2 separate regions of the Homo sapiens genome follow, and region 1 is linked to region 2. Evidence: chromatin loops called from intact Hi-C (ENCODE). Cell type or tissue: breast epithelium. All regions are shown on one strand.

What was found. A loop is a pair of places that touch in the nucleus more often than their neighbours do. Peaks named below come from ENCODE experiments on the same cell type or tissue, not always from the same donor. Only the 100,000 strongest peaks of a DNase experiment are listed, where the experiment ranks them.
Region 1: a loop joins it to region 2, with 10 times the contacts of the local background. A loop is called at or near these places in 2 of 110 quality-filtered maps.

The regions. Positions count from the first base shown.
Region 1 is chr2:61,303,010-61,311,009 of GRCh38, reverse strand. All of the region lies in intron 27 of USP34 (ubiquitin specific peptidase 34), which reads left to right. Among named protein-coding and RNA genes, the nearest start is that of SNORA70B, 110 kb to the left of the region's middle. In breast epithelium, no CTCF peak of the experiment used is centred here; no DNase peak of the experiment used is centred here.
Region 2 is chr2:61,483,874-61,491,873 of GRCh38, reverse strand. It overlaps XPO1 (exportin 1), which reads left to right. Exons shown (of 25, transcript NM_003400.4): 17 at 1,098-1,232; 18 at 3,103-3,286; 19 at 3,603-3,709; 20 at 5,912-6,106; 21 at 7,769-7,937. USP34-DT (USP34 divergent transcript) reads right to left here. Exons shown (of 3, transcript NR_185882.1): 3 at 7,933-8,000. Among named protein-coding and RNA genes, the nearest start is that of USP34-DT, 17 kb to the right of the region's middle. In breast epithelium, no CTCF peak of the experiment used is centred here; no DNase peak of the experiment used is centred here.

The DNA of each region.
Region 1 (8,000 bases), 180 kb after region 2:
CTTAGGTAAGAAGATGCTGAGAGTTGCTTCAGATGCTATTTGCAAAAAATTCTTCATTTGTTTCTCAAAAAATTCTATTTTAGACTTTTGATGTGACCATAAAAAACTTCTTGAAATTTATTTCATAAGCAATTTGGGAATTTTTGATAACTTTAAATTTCCATATACTACTCATCCACTTTAACCCAATAGTTTTTTTCATGTATTACATTTCCATTTTTTCTGAGAATATAAAAATAACACACCTTCGTGTCTCACCTGTGCATCTCTCCTTGCCTACCAAAAGTATCTTAAGAAATTTTTCATGTAGGCCTAATATATATATATGTATATGTATATGTGTATATATATATTTCTGATATCTTTTATAGGTATATATCTGATATTTAATATATATGTTTCTTATCTCTTTCCAGAGATACCAAGATATAATGTAAGAATATATATACATATATATGTGCTATATAGATGTATATGTATATATATATTTAAAGCACAAATGGTAGAATTCTATTTTTACTGTTCTGTTTGCTTGTAGGGCATATCATTATCTTAGAAAACATTTCATGTTAGTTCATGTAGAAAGTTACCTCATTCTTTTTGAGATCTGCATAGTTCACTATATAGTAATAACTTGATTCATTTTTCTTGTTCTCTATTAATGGACATTTAGATTGTTTTCATTATTTTGCTATTACAAACAATGTGACAGAGAATATCTTTGTCTCTACATTATTTCATGTATGTTGGATAAATACCTCATTATGGAATTTCTGGATCCAAATGTATCTGCTTTGGTTAGGTTGAAATATATTGTGCGTAGAGTGTATGAAAATAATAAAGTGAAAATCCACGTACCTACCATCCAGATTAAGAACTAGAACACTAGTAGAAGCTAGTATTGTGTCCTACCCAATAACATCATTTCCACTTCTCCTTAACACTGTCTTGATTTTTGAATTTGTTTTTTTAGTGTTCTTTATAGTCTTACCTCCATGTATGTTTTTATTTAGTTTTGTGAAACAGTTTGGCAACCACAAACCTAGTGGATAAAGAAAAAGGGACATGTAGCTACTATTAGATAAAGGATTGCAGAAGATGACAAGTTATAAACCTTCCCTACAGATGTATACAGCCTAATTTGGGGATATCAGTGGGAAGGTTCTCAAGTGTATGTATCAGCGCAGTTAAGACACATCCTATTGCTAAAATGTTGATAAAAATACTGGAATATCCAACAGTAGTATCTTCATAGAATTTGTATTTTCTTTTTCTAAGCTCTTCATGATCTACCATAACTCTCAGGAGTAGATCAAAGCAGAATTTCTTCTTTAGGATGAAATGGATGTCCTCTACTGATTCAAGCAGTAGGACATGGAGGTGAGAGCAGGAATCTCACTAGCACTTGGTAAAGACAATCCAAGTACAAATAAGAATCTGGGCCAGATTCGTCGTCCATTCTTTTGTAACATAGAGAAGATAGTACAGTGGCAGCAGGGGTCTTGGTCATGATAACCCTCAATGCATTTTTCCAAAGTCACACTGATCTTACTAATTGTCCTCAAATTTGGTGCACAGCAGTGATTGTGTGATATCTTTTATCATCCTTCTGGTAATTCTCTTCTCTCCTGTGTTGGATATTCTGTTTCCATGATCCATACCTTTCTCGTTATTGGTTGTCTTTGTGTGTGTGTTTCTGGAGTACAGGGAGTGTTCTATTCAGTGGTTTCTTGTGAGAAAACTGACAGAGGAATGTTTTTTATTCCTTGCATCATTAAACATGTATCTCATGTTTTCATACCCAAATGATAAATTAGCTGGGTAAAGAATTCTAAGTTGGAAATAATTTTGTTGCACAATTTTAGAGGTACTTCTCCATTGTTTCTTGCTTTCATCATTGCTGTTGAATTCTGAATTCCGATACTTTTTACATGCAGTGTATCTTTTGTTGTTGTTGTTGTTGTTGTTGTTGTTTTTGAGATAGTCTCCCTCTGTCACCCAGGCTGGAGTGCAGTGGCAGGATCTTGGCTTACTGCAACGTCCATGTTCAAGTGATTCTCCCACCTCAGCCTCCTGAGTAGCTGGGGCTACAGGTGGGTGCCACCATCCCTGGGTAATTTTTTGTATTTTTAGTAGAGACAGGGTTTCACCATGTTGCCTAGGCTCATCTCAAACTCTTGAGCTCAAGCTTTCTGCCCACTTAGGCCTCCCAAAGTGCTGGTATTACAGACATGAGCCACCATGCCCAGCCAACATGTAGTATTTTTTCTTACAGACATTAATCAGTCTTCACTTTTTTCTTAGTGTTCTGGGCCTGAGTATAGGTCTTTTATCAATGATTGTGATGGGTGCTTCAGTATTTACATGTTTAGGTATTTAGCACTGGACCCTTTCAGTTTGGCACATTATATTTTTCAGTCTGGAGAAATTTTCTTGAAATGGTTCATAGATTTCTTGTATTGTATTTTATCATTTTCTCTCCTTATGGAACATATCCATTATCTAGATGTTTTGCCTGTAAGACTCTTCCTAATTTATCTTTTCTATGTTTCTTTTTTCTTTTTAAGTTTTAACTCAAGTTCCTGAGAGATGTTCTCAACATTATTTTGCAGTCTTTCTACTGAGTTTTTCATTTCTACTGTCATGCTTTTAATATCTAAGAGCTCTTTTTTCTCTGAAAAAATATGCCTATTTTTAAAGTTGAAATCTTTTTGAGATTAACATTTTTCTTAATTGTTGAATTTTGCTTTTTTTGTTCATTCTGTTGGTGTCTACATTTTAGTGTTTAGATTATTTGCATTCAATGTAAATATTTTCTGTTTGTCCCATCTCTTCATTTTCTCTTTTAGCACATATTTAGCACTTCTGACACTTTTCATTCCTGTGCACAGATCTGAGTTTCTATTTTGTTTCTTTTCCCCCTTTCTTTCTGTTACTTTGTTTTTATTTATTTATTTTTTTGAGACAGGGTCTCACTCTGTCACCCAGGCTAGAGTGAAGTGGCATAATCACAGTTCACCACAGCCTTAACCTCCCGTTCTCAGGTGATCCTGCCACCTGAGTCTCCGGAGTAGCTGGGACTACAGGTGCCGGCCATCATGCCCAGCTGATTTTTGTATTTTTTGTAGAGACAGGGTTTTGCCATGTTGCCCAGGCTGGTTATTTAACTCCTGGTCTCAAGCTATCCTCCCCCCTTGGCCGTCCAAAGTCCTTGGATTACAGGGGTGACCCACTGCGCCCGGCCTTTTCAGACCCTTCTTTCTAATAAACTTCCTTTAAAGCTTTGTACTCTCGGTCTTCTGGTGACAAATTTTCTCAAGCTTTTTTTGTCTAGAAAAAAGTTTCTCTAAAAATGTTTATTTTGCCTTCATTGTTGATGGATATTTTCACTGGACATCAAATTCTAGGTCATGAGGTTTTTTATCCTCTTTCAGAACTTTATTTTTTTTTTTAATTAACATCCAAGTCTTATAAACTCTTATTTATTAAAAAGGAAATCATGAGATTGAGTCCTTATTAACATCCAAGTCTCATAAACTCTTTTTTTTTAAATTAAAGTTCTAGGGTACATGTGCACAACGCGCAGGTTTGTTACAAATGTATACACGTACCACGTTGGTGTCCTGCACCCATTAACTTGTCATTTACATTAGGTATATCTCCTAATGCTATCCCTCCCCCCTCCCCCCACCCCATGACAGGCCCCGGTGTGTGATGTTCCCCTTCTTGTGTCCAAGTGTTCTCATTGTTCAATTCCCACCTATGAGTGAGAACATGCGGTGTTTGGATTTTTGTCCTTGTGATAGTTTGCTGAGAATGATGGTTTCCAGCTTCATCCATGTCCCTACAAAGGACATGGACTCATCCTTTTTTATGGCTGCATAGTATTCCATGGTGTATATGTGCCACATTTTCTTAATCCAGTCTATCATTGATGGACATTTGGGTTGGTTCCAAGTCTTTGCTCTTGTGAATAGTGCCACAATAAACATATGTGTGCATGTGTCTTTATAGCAGCATGATTTATAATCCTTTGGGTATATACCTAGTAATGGGATGGCTGGGTCAAATGGTATTTCTAGTTCTAGATCCCTGAGGAATCGCCACACTGTCTTCCACAATGGTTGAACTAGTTTACAGTCCCACCAACTGGGTAATAGTGTTCCTATTTCTCCACATCCTCTCCAGCAGCTGTTGTTTCCTGACTTTTTAATGATCGCCATTCTAACTGGTGTGAGATGGTATCTCATTGTGGTTTTGATTTGCATTTCTCTGATGGCCAGTGATGATGAGCATTTTTTCATGTGTCTTTTGGCTGCATAAATGTCTTCTTTTGAGAAGTGTCTGGCCATACTGACCAAGGTAATTTATAGATGCAGTGCCATCCCCTCAAGCTACCAATGACTTTCTTCACAGAATTGGACTACTTTAAAGTTCATATGAAACCAAAAAAGGGCCCGCATTGCCAAGACAATCCTAAGCCAAAAGAACAAAGCTGGAGGCATCATGCTACCTGACTTCAAACTATACTACAAGGCTATAGTAACCAAAACAGCATGGTACTGGTACCAAAACAGAGATATAGACCAGTGGAACAGAACAGAACCCTCAGAAATAATACCACACATCTACAACCATCTGTTCTTTGACAAACCTGACAAAAATAAGCAATGGGGAAAGGATTCCCTATTTAATAAATGATGCTGGGAAAACTGGCTAGCCATATGTAGGAAGCTGAAACTGGATCCCTTCCTTACACCTTATACAAAAAATAATTCAAGATGGATTAAAGACTTAAGACCTAAAACCATAAAAACCCTAGAAGAAAACCTAGGCAATACCATTCAGGACATAGGCATGGGCAAGGACTTCATGTCCAAAACACCAAAAGCAATGGCAACAAAGCCAAAATAGACAAATGGGATCTATTTAAAGAGCTTCTGCACAGCAAAAGAAACTACCATCAGAGTGAACAGGCAACCTACAGAATGGGAGGAAATTTTTGCAATCTGCTCATCTGACAAAGGGCTAATATCCAGAATCTACAAAGAACTCAAATTTACAAGAAAAAAACAACCCCATCAAAAAGTGGGCAAAGGATATGAACAGACACTTCTGTTTTAGAACTTTAAAATTGTTGTTCTGTTATTATTTGGCTTGCAAAGTTTGTGACCTGAATTGGTGGTTTTCCTTATCTTTTGTCCTTTACAGCCAACGACGGGGAAAAAAAAAAGGATATAAAGATTTTTCTTTAACAGTGATTTTCAGCATTTTGATTATGAGTCTGCCTTTCTTTCTGTTTGAGATCTGGGTTTAGTTTACCTTCTTAGATCTGTGAGATTATAACTTTTATCAAACTTAGAAAAGGTTAGCAATTATATAGTGCTTCATTTTTTTCTCTTTTTCTTCTCTCCTTAACCTTTTAATTTCTGAGCCTATAATGTTTCTATGCTATTGGTTAAGGTGTTGCTGATTTCTAAGGCACTGTTCCTTTTCTTTCTTCCTTTTGTTTTTTTGTGTGTGAGTGTTAGATGTTGATCTTACTCTTATGCTAAATCATTTTGGGATTTATCTTTTTTCGGGGCTTGCTGTTCATCACAAGTTTATTTTGTGGTCATCTTGCATACTTTGTTGGTATGATCTCTTCTTTTTTTCTCCTTGTCAGTTTATGTCTGTAAATTTTTTTTTTTCTTGAGTCTCGCACTGTTGCCCAGGCTGGAGTGCAGTGGCGTAATCTCGGCTCAGTGCAACCTCCGCCTTTGGGGTCAAGCAATTTTTCTGCCTCAGCCTCCCAAGTAGCTGCGACTACAGGCGCACTCCACCACGCCTGGCTAATTGTTGTATTTTTAGTAGAAACAGGGTTTCATCATATTGGCCAGGCTGGTCTCGAGCTCCTGACCTCATGATCGGCCCACCTCGGCCTCCCAAAGTGCTGGGATTACAGGCGTGAGCCACCACACCCGTCCTACGTCTGTAAAATTTTTAAAATTTATTTTATTGGAGTTGTAAAGGGGAAAAATGACGTGTGTTTTCAGTATTCAATTATAAATCAAGAGTTTTTTGAGATTTCATTTTGTCTTGAAATGCTATTTTTTTTAAAAGGTAGAAATTCTATTTAGAACTGATAAAGAATAAGCAGTTATTATGTTAAAAAGATCTTCTCAAAAGTAGTAAAAGATAGAAAGCAGCTCAATGTATTATAAAATCCAGTTCAGCCATAATAGTCAACATTAATGTGTTGTCATTGTCCATCCAGCGTGCTATATAAAACTACCATAAATGGGGTAGCTTATAAACAAAAGAAATTTATTTCTCATGGTCTGGAACCTGGGAATTCCAAGATCAAGGTGCCAGCAGATTCAGTGTCAAGTGACAGCTTTCTCATAGATAGTGCTTTATTGCTGTGTCTTCATTTGGTAGAAGGCTCAAGCAAGCTCCTTTGAGCCTCTTTTGTAGAGACACCACTCCCATTGATGGAGGACTCTGCCTGATATCTAATAACCTCCAAAAGGTCCCACCTCCAAATATCATCACCTTGGTAATTAGGATTCGACATACAGATTTGGGGAACACTTATATTCAAACCATAACACTTGTCATTAACACATAGAATATTGGCCTATCTCATATCAAATACAGGCCAGTATGCTAAATAAATTGCTAGTCATTGCAGTTCTCTTTTGGAACAAAGTTATGCATGCTTTATTAGAGTAGCAATTAATCATGACTGAGAGTGTTTTAATATTGCAAATATCAATCATTACATTTAATTGTCTCATCAAGTTAGACATTTAATAAAAATCTACCAAAATATTGCCAGGCGTGGTAGCTCATGCCTGTAATCCCAAGGCTTTGAGGCCAAGGCAGGCGGATCATTTGCGGTCAGGAGGTCGAGACCAGCCTGGCCAACATGACGAAACCCTGTCTCTACTAAAAATACAAAAATTAGCTGGGCCTGGTGGTGTGCACCCGTAATCCCAGCTACTTGGAAGGCTGAGGCATGAGAATCGCTTAAGCCCAGGAGGTGGAGGTGTTAGTGAGCCGAGATCATGCCATTGCACTCCAGCCTGGGCGACAGAGCGAGACTCCTCAAAACAAAACAAAACAAAAAAACTACCAAAGTATTAATGGCTCACACTGTAATCCCAGCACTTTGGGAGGCCGAGGCGGGCAGATCACGAGGTCAGGAGATAACACCATCCTGGCTAACATGGTGAAACCCCATCTCTACTAAAAATACAAAAAATGAGCCAGGCGTGGTGGCAGGCGCCTGTAGTCCCAGCTACTTGGGAGGCTGAGGCAGGAGAATGGCGTGAACCCAGGAGGCGGAGCTTGCAGTGAGCTGAGATTGTGCCACTGCACTCCAGCGTGGGCGACAGAGCGAGACTCTGTCTCAAAAAAAAAAAAAGTTTAATACAGAATTTCTGTCCATCCAGTAGCCAAAGCTTTTCCTAATGAATACGCTGCTTCATAAGCATTTACTTTTCTTCTGGTTTTGTATAATACAAAATGATTTGAATAAAGTAAAATACACTATAAAATGGTATCGCTATTAGATTATTCAGTTATAATTTGTGAGCAACATGATGAATAGGACACTAAATCAAGTATATAATAGCAATTTTAAGATGTTACGATATTCTGGCTGGGCCGTGGTGGCTCATGGCTGTAATCCCAGCACTTTGGGGGGCCGAGGCAGGCGGATCACCGGAGGTCAAGAGTTCAAGACCAGCCTGGCCAACATGGAGAAACCCGTCTCTACTAAAAATACAAAAATTAGTTAAGTGTGATGGTGCACGCCTGTAGTCCCAGCTATTCAGGAGGCCGAGACTGGAGAATTGCTTGAACCCAGGAGGCGGAGGTTGCAGTGAGCTGAGATTGAGCCACTGCACTCCAGCCTGGGTGACAGAGTGACACTCCGTCTCAAAAAAAAAAACTTACAATAATATGAGGTCTTTGTAAAATGTGAGAATAAAACTTTTGGAGATAAGCGAACATCT
Region 2 (8,000 bases):
GGCTTGAGTGCAGTGGCACAATTACGGCTCACTGCAGCCTTGAACTCCCAGGCTCAGGTGATCCTCCCACCTTGGCCTCGTGGGTAGCTGGGACTACAGGCATGCACTGCCATCACACTCAGCTAACCTTTTTCCCCCCCTTGGTAGAGATGGGGTTTTGCCAAGTGGCCCAGGCTGGTCTTGAACTCCTAGCTTCAAGCGATACGCTTGCCTCAGCCTCCCAAAATGATTTTATATGTGTGAGCCACCACGCCCAGCCTGGTTAAATTTTCATAGTGAGACAGATTCTTGACCAGAAGATTGTTAGGCTGTTGTCCTATGTAAAATTATTCCGAACAAACAAAATCAGGTGTTTTTTGTTTTGTTTTGTTTTGGGGTGTGTGTGTGTGTGTGTGTGTGTGTGTGTGTGTGTGTTTGTTTTTTGAGATGGAGTTTCACTCTGTCGTCCATGCTGGAGTGCAGTGGCGCAATCTCGGCTCACTGCAGCCTTGCCTCCTGGGGTCAAACGATTCTCTTCCTCAGTGGCTATGATTAACAGGTGCTTGCCACCACGCCCAGCTAATTTTTTTATTTTTAGTAGAGACGGGGTTTCTCCATGTTGGTCAGGCTCATCTCCAACTCCTGACCTCATGATCCGCCCGCCTCGGCCTCCCAAAGTGCTGGGATTACAGGCGTGAGCCACCACCATGCCTGGCCAGTTTGGGTTGTTTGTTTGTTTGTTTTTTGAGGTGGAGTCTTCCTCTGTCACCCAGGCTCGAGTGCAGTATTGCAATCTCGGCTCACTGCAACCTCTGCCTCCCAGGTTCAAGCAATTCAAACCTCCCAAGTAACTGGAATTATAGGCACCTGCCACCACGCTTGGCTAATTTCTTTGTATTTGTAGAAGAGATGGGGTTTCACCACGTTGGTCAGGCTGGTCTGCAACTCCTGACCACAAGTGATTGGCCTGCCTTGGCTTCTCAAAGTATTGGGATTACAGGAGTGATCCACTGCACCTGGGCCAAAATCAGTTTCAAGACGTTTGTGAATTGCTTGTGTGTGGTTTTCCTTATTAGGGTGTATAACATAAACGTTAAAATGTCTGCTTTTTAAAATAGGTTCATACGTTTTATGAAGCTGTGGGGTACATGATTGGTGCACAAACAGATCAAACAGTACAAGAACACTTGATAGAAAAGTACATGTTACTCCCTAATCAAGTGTGGGATAGTATAATCCAGCAGGCAACCAAAGTAAGTATTTCTACCTTTTCTTAAAAGTTTTCATGGGATTTAACAAGACGTGTTCTTTACAAATGTATTGAATTCAAGCCTTTTAACATGTATGTGTGATCCATAAGTGCTTTTATGTGTGTCTTTCTATAATTTATTATCTGGGCGAGGTGTGGTGGCTCACGCCTGTAATCCTGGCACATTGGAAGGCCGAGGCGGGCGGATCACCTGAGGCCAGAAGTTCGAGATCAGCCTGGCCAACATGGCAAAACCCCGTCTCTACTAAAAATACAAAAATTAGCTGGGCGTGGTTGCACATGCCTGTAATCCCAGCTACTGAGGAGGCTTAGGCAGGAGAATCACTTGAACCCAAGAGGCAGAGGTTGCAGTGAGCCGAGATTGAGCTACTGTTCTCTAGCCGAGACGACAGAGCAAGACTCTGTCTCAAAAAAAAAAAAATAAATGAAAAATCTGGGCCGGGCTCGGTGGCTCACGCCTGTAATCCCAGCACTTTGGGAGACCGAGACGGGTGGATCACTAGGTCAGGAGATTGAGACCATCCTGGCCAACGTGGTGAAACCCCGTCTCTACTAAAAATACAAAAATTAGCCAGGCATGGTGGTGGGCGCCTGTAATCCCAGCTACTCGGGAGGCTGAGCCAGGAGAATGGCTTGAACCCAGGAGGCGGAGCTTGCAGTGAGTCAAGAGCATGCCACTGCACTCCAGCCTGGTGACAGAGGAAGACTCTGTCTCAAAAAAAAAAAAAAATACTGTAATTTCCATTCTCATTTGATATTAAAATAGGAATAGGCTGGGTGTGGTGGCTCATGCCTGTAATCCCAGCACTTTGGGAGGCCGAGGCAGGCGGATCACCAGGTCAGGGGATCGAGACCATCATGGCTAACGCAGTGAAACCCTGTCTCTACTAAAAATACAAAAATTAGCTGAGTGTGGCGGCGGGCGCCTGTAAGTCCCAGCTACTCAGGAGGCTGAGGCAGGAGAATGGCGTGAACCTGGGAGGCAGAGCTTGCAGTGAGCCGAGATCACGCCGCTGCACTCTAGCCTGGGCAACAGAACGAGACTCCGTCCCAAAAAAAAAAAAATAGAACTATATTACTTCATTCTTAAGTAGATGTAGACAAAAAGGCGTTTGTGTTCGTTTTTACCATTTGGGATTATAAATATGGTTTAGGGTAAGGGAAGCGTAATGGCTTTTGCTTTGGTAATTATGTGGATTTTTTTTTTTTTTGAGATGGAGTTTCACTCTTGGTGCCCGGGCTGGAGTGCAATGGCGTGATCTCGGCTCACTGCAACCTCTGCCTCCCGAGCTCAAGCAGTTCTCCTGCCTCAGCCTCCCAAGTGGCTGGGATTACAAGCAAGCACCATTGTGCCTGGCTAATTTTGTATTTTTAGTAGAGACAGGGTTTCTCCATGTTGGTCAGGCTGGTCTTGAACTCCCGACCTCAGGTGATGCACCCGACTCAGCCTCCCAAAGTGCTGGGATTATAGGTGTGAGCCACCTCGCCTGGCCATTATGATGGATAATTCTTTTTTTTTTTTTGAGACGGAGTCTTGCTCTTTCGCCCAGGCTGGAGTGCAGTGGTGCGATCTCGGCTCACTGCAAACTCCATCTCTAGCGTTCACGCCGTTCTCCTGCCTCAACCTCCCGAGTAGGTGGGACTACAGGCGGCTGCCACCACGCCTGGCTATTTTTTTTGTATTTTTAGTAGAGACGGGGTTTCACCGTGTTATCCAGGATGGTCCCGATCTCCTGAACTCATCATCCGCCCGCCTCGGCCTCTCAGAGTGCTGGGATTACAGGCGTGAGCCACTGTTCCCAGCCGTGGATAATTCTTATATGATAAATGGAATTTGCTTTTTTTCCTCCAAGAATGTGGATATACTGAAAGATCCTGAAACAGTCAAGCAGCTTGGTAGCATTTTGAAAACAAATGTGAGAGCCTGCAAAGCTGTTGGACACCCCTTTGTAATTCAGCTTGGAAGAATTTATTTAGATATGCTTAATGTATACAAGTGCCTCAGTGAAAATATTTCTGCAGCTATCCAAGCTAATGGTAGGTGATTCTGATTTCTTACACAATGCAGTATAAACAAACCACTTCTCTTCTACTGCCTTAAGTCAAACATTTGATGTTTTTTACAGATTTAAATCAGACCTCCCATTTCCCAAATGACCCTAGACATATTTAAAACAGTTAAGTGTACCTTTCCCTTTTAAAATTAGTCTTAAAGCTTATTTTCCCAATAAATTTTGTGAACTTTTGGCTTTAAACTTTTTAATGGTAAAATGGAATTGCATCTAATGTACACCTGAGTACCACTGTATAAGTTTAGTGGTAAAATTAGATTCCATTTGATTCTGTTTTGTAGGTGAAATGGTTACAAAGCAACCATTGATTAGAAGTATGCGAACTGTAAAAAGGGAAACTTTAAAGTTAATATCTGGTTGGGTGAGCCGATCCAATGATCCACAGATGGTAAGTGAGAGATGCTTTGCTTTTGATTTCTAGTGTTGATGCTGTGTTTTATGGAATATGCTATACTCTATTATGTGCATTTTGCTAATTTAAAGCATATCAACTTTGTGGTTATTTTATGGCATTTTATTTATTGTAGTCCTTACGTTAATATACTAATAGCTGTATTCCATCTTCAAAAGAAACTGCTGTTAATCAGTAGCGAAGGGTGGTGATATGTAACAAGATAGCTAAGAAAATTGGGTCATTTTATGTTTCCATAGATAGGTTAGGAGGATTTAATTAATGGAGTACCGGTGCAGTTTTTGCATTCCTCTTGATTTTTAGAACAATTGCTAGAGCTACAAAGTTGTCATTACTTTACCTCTTTAGCAAAGTGATTGCTTCCCAGATTAAAGGCCTGAAAGTCTTTTTTACACCCTTTTTCCTAAATGATTTGCAGAAAAGGAAATCATTTTCAGTAATAAAAACCAGCTGCGTATGCCTCAACTTGTAAAATTGTGAATTAGTTTTAGGTTTTAACTGTATCGTTTCATTCTTGTTATTCAATTGAGCCTTGGGAGAGTCCAAAAAATTCTAATACTACTATTACTTGGAATAGTGTTGGTTTTTTGTTTTTTGGTTTTTTTTTTTACAAGTGTGCTAGTTATTTTCATAGTTTTGAAATTTCAGTATTGTTTCTTGTTAAGGAAATACTTTTCAGTAAACTTGTTCTGAATATAATTCTTGTGGAATACTTAAGTTGGCTAACCTAAATATCGAAAGGTTCTGAACATGCGTATTATGTGAACAGAACTGTATTTAAAATTTGAAAGCAGAAAGTAAGATGTATTGAAGGAATTGTGATGTTTGTAATTTACAAGAAGCTTGAGCACGTGTCGGGAGCACAGTGGGAATAATACAAAGGGTATCATCTTTTGTAACATTAATGTTAAAGTTTGGGATATTTGTTCACATGAAACATTGTGTTTATTTTCCTTGTCTTGGCTTTTCACGGTGGCTCATGCCTGTAATCCCAGCACTTTGGGAGGCCGAGGCGGGTGGATCACTTGAAGTCAGGAGGCTGAGGCAGGAGAATCACTTGAACCCCAGAGGTGGAGGTGACAGTGAGCCAAGATTGCGCCATTGCACCCCAGTCTGGGCCACAAGTGGGAAACTTCGTCTCAAAAAAAAAAAAAGAACAAGAAGTTACTCTTTAAGTATAACTCAGTTTACTTAGAATCATGAAAATCTTACTGGGCATTGTAGCATGCACCTGTAATCCCAACCACCAGGGAGGGTAAGGCAGGCGAATCACCCCAGCTCAAGTCCAGTTTAGGCAACATGGCAAGATTCAGTTTCAAAAAAATAATAGAAATCCATAGTCTTTCTTATTTTCTGAGAGTAATTGATTGATGTTATTTCTGCTTGTGAAAATACTCACCAGTTAGCATTCATTAGATTAAAACATTAGTCTGAGTTGGGTGGATCACGAGGTCAGGAAATCAAGACCATCCTGGCTAACACGGTGAAACACCCCGTCTCTACTAAAAATATAAAAAATTAGCTGGGCGTGGTGGCAGGTGCCTGTACTCCCAGCTACTCGATAGGCTGAGGCAGGAGAATGGCGTGAACCTGGAGGCGGAGCTTGCAGTGAGCCAAGATGGCACCACTGCACTCCAGCCTGGGCGACAGAGCAAGACTCCGTCTCAAAAATAAAAAGACAGTATTGAGGGCTCGCTTGCTGCCATCTTACATATACAGTATACGTAGAATCCTGATTCTGCCACCTAAGTTGGAGACACCCACTGAATTTTGAGCCTCACTTTTCTTATTGTGAGAGTTTTGTAGCTGGGCATGGTGCTATACCTATAGTCCCAGCTACTCAGGAGACTGAGGCACAAGAATTGCTTGAACCTGGGAGGTGGAGGTTGCAGTGAGCAGAGATTTGCCACTGCACTCTGGTCTGAGTGACAGTGAGACTGTCTCAAAAAAAAAAAGTCTTGAATGACAGTGTGTCCATGAGACTTCCCAACCCATTGTGATTTCCTGCTTTCTTTTGCTAAAAACTGTTTTGACGTAGGAAACCCTAATACAAACACAAGATTTTCCTGTTTTCAGTAGATGATCATGCTACATCTCATAGACAGGAATAACCTTGTTGTTTAAAATAGTCACCATGTACCTAAATTAAAACATAACTTTTTTTTCCCTCCCCAACAGGTCGCTGAAAATTTTGTTCCCCCTCTGTTGGATGCAGTTCTCATTGATTATCAGAGAAATGTCCCAGCTGCTAGAGAACCAGAAGTGCTTAGTACTATGGCCATAATTGTCAACAAGTTAGGGGGACATATAACAGCTGAAATACCTCAAATATTTGATGCTGTTTTTGAATGCACATTGAATATGATAAATAAGGTGTGTAATATTTCAGTTATGTAAGGGGGAAATTCTGCAGGATAGCCTTAATTCTTGAAAGCTAAAGTATGTCTGTGGATATAACATAATTTTAATGCCATGGAGTTTAAATATTTAAACTTGTATATTAGGGAAATACTTTCTTGGTTTTCAAGAACTTACTTCCCAGGAGTTTGAAACCAACCTGGGCAATATAGTGAGACTTCATCTCTACAAAAAGTTCAAAAAGTAACCAGTCATGGTGGCATGTGCCGGTAGTCCCAACTACTCGAAAGGCTGAAGTGGGGGGGGGGGTCACTTGAGCCTGGGAGTTCAAGATGGCAGTGAGCTGAGATTGCGCCACTGCACTCCAAGAAGAAGAATTTACTACACAGAATCTTGATTGGTAAAAAGTAAATATGGAAAACAGATTTTAGCATTCACATGGTATGTAGCATTTATTGAAACCTCATAGGTCGGGGCATCCTTTTATGAACGTAGTTGTATTAATTGGTTTGAATAAATGAGAAAGTAAGTCTGCATGTTTCAATTATAAAAGTGTAGTATATGCTTATAAGAAACTGAAAAATGTGTTAACAAGAGAAAATAGGCTGGCCATGGTGGCTTACACCTGTAATCCCAGCACTTCAGAAGGCCAAGGCGGGCGGATGACCTGAGGTCGGGAGTTCAAGACCAGCCTGCCTAACGTGGCAAAACCCCATCTCTATTAAAAATACAAAAATGGCCAGGCGTGGTGGCTCAACACCTGTAATCCCAACACTTTGAGAGGCCGAGGCCGGTGGATCACCTGAGGTCAGGATTTCAAGACCAGCCTGACCAACATGGTGAAACCCCATCTCTACTCAAAGATTAGGCTGGGTGCCGTGGCTCACGCTTGTAATCCCAGCACTTTGGGAGGCCGAGGTGGGCAGATCACGAGGTCAGGAGATGGAGACCATGGTGAAACCCTGTCTCTACTAAAAATACAAAAAATTATCCGGGTGTGGTGGTGGGCGCCTGTAGTCCCAGCTACTCGGAGAGGCTGAGGCAGGAGAATGGCATGAACCCGGGAGGCGGAGCTTGCAGTGAGCCAAGATCGCGCCACGCACTCCAGCCTGGGTGACAGAGCAAGACTCTGTCTAAAGAAAAAAAATTAGCTGGGCATGGTGCCGCATGCCTGTAGTCCCAGCTACTCGGGAGGCTGAGGCAGGAGAATCTCTTGAACCCAGGAGGCGGAGGTTGCAGTCAGCTGAGATTGCGCCACTGCACTACAGCCTGGGTGACAGAGTGAGACTGTTTAAAAAGAAAAAAGAGATAAAAGATACGTTAAGTGGACACATTTACACGGTAACTTAAATTTTTTTGTAATCTGTAGTGGTGATTTCAAATTAAAAACAAAAGTGATAGTAGTAGTCTTATGGTAATAATGGTTTAGATGAGTTCTCTATTAAAAAGGTTGTCTTTCTCCTTCAATTTGATAACTCATGTGCGTAACGGGACAGTTTCATTTTCCGTGAGAGGTGGATTGTATTTTACTTGGGTTTACCTTTCAGGAGGCATTCTATCTTCTGTGGTTTATTGAAAACTCCAAATATTTATACTGGATTAAGCCTTGCTTTTCCCCTCCTGTCTAGCACAACAAAGACACTGAAACATTATTTTGTTTCCACCACTTATTTTTAGGACTTTGAAGAATATCCTGAACATAGAACGAACTTTTTCTTACTACTTCAGGCTGTCAATTCTCATTGTTTCCCAGCATTCCTTGCTATTCCACCTACACAGTTTAAACTTGTTTTGGATTCCATCATTTGGGCTTTCAAACATACTATGAGGAATGTCGCAGATACGGGTAAATAAAAGATGTTCTTTTATTCATTTGCCTGCCAATCCAAAAATACAAATATAGTTAATT